Linked DNA regions of Mus musculus: region 1 is linked to region 2. Evidence: chromatin loops called from intact Hi-C (ENCODE). Cell type or tissue: left cerebral cortex. All regions are shown on one strand.

Region 1 (2,500 bases), 280 kb after region 2:
CACGTGTAAGCCTCAGACTAAGGTTGCACCTCTTGAAGAAGTGTTTTTCCAACGGTTAGGGCTGACCTAAGTAAAGGGACAGTTTCACCAGCAGAGGGGGCTCCACTGCTGCCCCACACTCAGTTGGAGTCTGTCTTCTTCCTGCTGCAAGCTTCTATTGGCACCTCAGACAATTAGACACATGGGGTTCTAGATCCCTTGGCAATCGTCGAAACATATACCAAGTAGTTTATTGTGGGCTCCTAACAAAGTTTCATACAGTTCCCATGTAGGCAGAGCAGTTTTCTAGAGAGTAAAAGGACGCAGATATCCTTCAATTCTGAGAGGGGAAGGAGTTGGAAGAAGTATGGAACCCAAGTCCCACTCCCATCTCTACCTGGGGGGGTAGGGATTGGAGGAGCTACTCCAGAAAGCCCGCAGATGATGGTCACTAGGCACCGTCCAGCAGTGGCCGGTGGTGTGAATGGCTAGGAGGGGTCATCTGACAGCTTCGATGCCTGGATCTGGCCCTCAGCTGCTGCAGAGCAATGTGGCATAGTGAAGCCTCTGTGGGGAGTACTCTGGCACCAGCCTCGGACTCATGTTATCCTGATGAGTGGAAAGGTACCCTAATAATGACAGAAACAGTATTTCTCGTTCTTGGTTAGAAACAGCTAACCACAAAATTAACGTAGAAGAAAAAAAAAAACAGGATTGACCTAAAACATAATTGTCATACACACACACACACACACACACACACATATCATTAAGGCCTGCTATATATGTTCCTTCAATGCACAGAAAATGTACAACCTCAGACCATCCTCTTTAACCAGCTTTGTAACATAACTTCGGCCCAGTCTTGAATTATACACACATTATCTAACACACCAAGGTGTTTTTACACAACTGATGCAACTTACTAAATATGTTTTCTTTTAAAAATTATTATAAGGCTTTTTTAGATAAGTTTTTCACATTTTATTAGTTCAAAGAGCCATTCAGGGTGACTAATTTTGCTGGATATCAGAGAGGAAGGAAGCCAACATCGGGGGAATGTGCAGTTCTGAACATGGCCACACGGTGGCAGGGTGACGCTGCACACCAGAGCAGATCCACACTGTCCAGTCTGGATCCTTAGTGTGGTTAGGGAATTCAGCAGTTAAGATAAGCACGGCTGGAAAGCCTATTCCTTCAGAAGTAAAGGGCTTTCTTTCTGAGCAGCTCATTCTCCTCTCGTTATTGTGTTTCACGGAGACAAGCTCTTCAAGAGCCTTAGTGAGGCAAACATGCCTCTGACATACGGCGCTGCCTTTTTGGAGAAGGATCAATGGAATTCCATTAGGAACAACTCTGTCCCTGGTCTTGATAAGGTCTTTAAACAGAAAGAGACAAGCTCAAAGTCAAATCCTTCACGCAACAGGTACTCAACTGCCTCAGACAAGAGAGAGCAGAAGCTCAATAGGTCTTCATGTTTTCTTAGTCCTCCTTTGCCAGGACGTACATACCAGTTTACTTTCTACAGGGGAGGCAGGCAGATTGGGAAACCTGACACCAGCTAGAAAAGGACTAAGAATTCATGAGAGAAAATAAAAAGTATACTGAGCACTACTAATGCAAAAGAGGGCTGTGGGTAAAGATGGCTACCTCCAAGCCTGGGTTTGAACCCTAGGGCCCACGTGGCAGAAGGAAGAAATCAATTTGTCCTCTGACACTCTCTCTCTCTCTCTCTCTCTCTCTCTCTCTCTCTCTCACACACACACACACACACACACACACACACACACACACACACACATAATCTTAAAAGGGTTTTTATGGGCTGGAGAGATTGCGCAGTGGTTAAGAACTTGTCGCTCTTACAGAAGATCTGAGTTTGGCTCCAAGCACCCACAGCCATGCATAATTTCGGTTCCAGGGGAGGCTGTGTATTCCCACCTGTACAGCTACAAGGAATGCACATGGCATGCATACATACATGCAGGCAAAACACTCCTATACATATAGTGATAAAAATAAATAAATTAACTTAATTAAAAGGTCTTTTACATATCCAAAGCAATCTAGAAAATCATGCCAGCAGAGTGGCACACAAGTGAACCCCAGCAGTGAGCAGCACAGGCAGGCGGACCATCAGTTTGGAGCCAGTGCTGGTTATATAGCAGGGGCTGTGACTCACAAATGGAAATGAAGAGGGGCATCAAGAAAAGCATTGTGGAAGAAACTAAGACAAACATACGTGAACGCAGGTGTCCCCTGTGACTTGGTGGGCAGTCAGGGGTGCCCCCTGGTCCTCCCATTGCCTTGGCAAGCTGCCCTAGAGTCAACAGCTAAATAAATCACACTTTGGTTTTTGTTTGGTTTTGTTTTAGTAGTTGAATGGGTTCTCTTGTCTGTAATTAAAAAACAAACAAAAAAAAACTGGCTATTGAAGAAAAGGAAAAAGAGTAGCAGAATTACTCTATAGGAAAATGAATCCAAAGCTCATTCCACAGAGGCCAGAAGACACTGAGGAGTG
Region 2 (2,500 bases):
AGAACAGGGGGTAGAAAGAGAGTCAGAGATTGTGTCTCCTAGTAACATCGGAAGCTACACACAAAGTCTCACCGACATGACTGCCCAGATGTGGGCTGAGCAAAGACAGACAGATCAAACTGGACAGAAAGAAGCCCAAGAGGCATTAAGCCTACACAAAGAGCTACAGGCAACTTAGGAACGATAGGAGTAGGAGTCACCATCCTCCCTAGGGGAGAGCACCCCAATTGTCCAGCGCCAAATGTGCTGGCCATGAAAATAGAAACACAAGTGACATCATGTGGACTAAGAGAGCTATATAGAGAAATATGCAAATACATATACGTCATGCAAAAACAACTGATAAAGAGAGAGACCATGAATTTGAAGAAGAGTGGGAGGGAGAGTTTAGAGGAAAGAAAACGAAGGGGGAAATGTAATTAAAATACAATTACAAAAATAAACAAATTTTAACTAATTGATATAATGGTCCTGACATTTAGCATAATTGAGGTTAATAATGAGGAAATTATATATATATAAAATTGATTGTAGTGTGTACTGGCTAGTTTTGTGTCAACTTGACACAGCTAGAGTTATCACAGAAAAAGGAGCTTCATTGAGGAAATGCCTCCATGAGATCGAACTGTTAGGCATTTTCTCAATTAGTGATCAAGGGGGAAAGGCCCCTTGTGGGTGGGACCATCTCTGGGCTGGTAATCTTGGTTCTATAAGAGAGCAGGCTGAGCAAGCAAGCCAGTAAGGAGCATCCCTCCATGGCCTCTGCATCAGTTCCTGCTCCGTGACCTGCTTGAGTTCCAGTCCTGACTTCTTTCAGTGAAGAACAGCAATGTGGAAATGTAAGCTGAATAAACCCTTTCCTCCCCAACTTGCTTCTTGGTCATGATGTTTGGGCAGGAATAGAAACCCTGACTAAGACACAGTGTAATATGTGAAAGTAGAAAACCTTTGTTTCCTCCTTGAAAATACGACTGCAGCTGAGGATTCTGACTTTAAGGAAAAACAATTTAGAGGTCGCGGATTTCCAAAGGAGTTCCCAGAATGTACTCTAGATGGCACTGTGGCCACAGAATGGAAGCAAGATCAAACTCCCAACACAACAGATTCCAATTCAAAACAGAGAGAACTAGAAAACCTAGTCCCCTTTGGTATTCACTCGACCTCTGCAGTCCAGAGGGAAAGCAAGCTTACATTTGAACTTTGTTTACTTCACCCTAACCCAATAGTTCTGATAGAACCCAATGAGTCACAAAATAATTAGCATATAAAGACATGTAGGCTTAATAAATTTACACTGACACTTGATGCTTTTCCTCTAAACTCTAGAGCTTTTACAGGCTTAAATATTGAAAATGTGCTCTTCAATAACATGCTTTGTGTCGTGTTTCCTTCATCTTGGAGCCACGCCGGCCTAGCTTCACACAGCCCTCCCTCCTGCAGCTGGATGCTCTTCCCGAGCCAGTAAGGAAAGCCACATACCTCACCTCAAGCATCCCAAAACCTCACTGCTGTCACTGTGGGTTAAAAACCCAAGAGAGCCCCTAAGCTAGTGGGCGTGTGTTTTATTAAGGGATCCAGGGTTCAAAGCACGTGTGCATCTGACCAAAAGGAGAAGGTGACACGATAAGGACACGCGACTGAAGCTCCGTGCGCAGAGTTCCTGGATTTGATGAACGACAGTTTATGTCGATTTCTCACTTACTTGAAAGGGTTAGGGGGAAAAAATAAAACCGATCAAATAAATAAAACAAATGCATCCGCCCCCCAAACCCAGTTTGCTCTCCTTTTCTTTTTCTTTTGTTGTTTTTGTTTTTTGTTTGTTTGTTCTTTTTTAAGATACAGAGACTGCTAGGGTTACATTGAAAGCTATTCATCAGATAACTAGATAACAAAGCTTTTGCTTATCCCTTGTAATAATGACTCCTATTGTGTACATGCACACATGTACATGTGCATGTGAACATGTAGTGTGTGTGTGTGTGTGTGTGTGTGTGTGTATAGTATATGGGTGTGTATGGGTTCCTGTCTGTGTACGTCTACATACAGGTGTACACAGGTATGTGCACATGCAAGCAGAGTCCAGAGGTCATGGGTTTTCTTCCATGATTGGTCTCCACCCTACTCATTTGAGATAGGGGTTCTCACTGAACCTAGATTCACAATTGAGTAGACTAGTTAGCCAGTGACCCTAGGGAGCCTCTTGCCCTCAACTTATTAGCATTCAGACTATAGGTCCTTACCACAGCCTGGCTTTTACAGGGGTGCTTGGGCTCCAAACCCAGGTTCCCCTGCTTATACAGCAAGCACATGCTGAGCCATGGACGTCCTCTATTCCTCTTTAATTAATTGTCTGACTAACTGATCTAACAGTGGTTCTCAAATGTTAACACACACCAGAATCTCCTGTAGGGCTTCTTAACTACTGGGCCCTTCACTCACCTTTCCAGTGGGTCTAGAGGGGAACTTTTGCACCAAATCCAACTGAGATCTATGCCAGCTA

Evidence for each region. Peaks named below come from ENCODE experiments on the same cell type or tissue, not always from the same donor. Only the 100,000 strongest peaks of a DNase experiment are listed, where the experiment ranks them.
Region 1: a loop joins it to region 2, with 3 times the contacts of the local background. A loop is called at or near these places in 22 of 42 quality-filtered maps.

Annotation. Positions count from the first base shown.
Region 1 is chr12:74,012,521-74,015,020 of GRCm38, reverse strand. All of the region lies in intron 1 of Syt16 (synaptotagmin XVI), which reads right to left. Among named protein-coding and RNA genes, the nearest start is that of Syt16, 16 kb to the right of the region's middle. In left cerebral cortex, CTCF peaks have their summits at 94 (motif pointing right) and 1,056 (motif pointing right); DNase peaks (open chromatin) are centred at 100 and 1,074.
Region 2 is chr12:74,292,412-74,294,911 of GRCm38, reverse strand. All of the region lies in intron 2 of 1700086L19Rik (RIKEN cDNA 1700086L19 gene), which reads right to left. Among named protein-coding and RNA genes, the nearest start is that of Dbpht2, 3.8 kb to the left of the region's middle. In left cerebral cortex, a CTCF peak has its summit at 1,048 (motif pointing right); DNase peaks (open chromatin) are centred at 145 and 1,050; H3K27ac peaks cover 1,196 bases.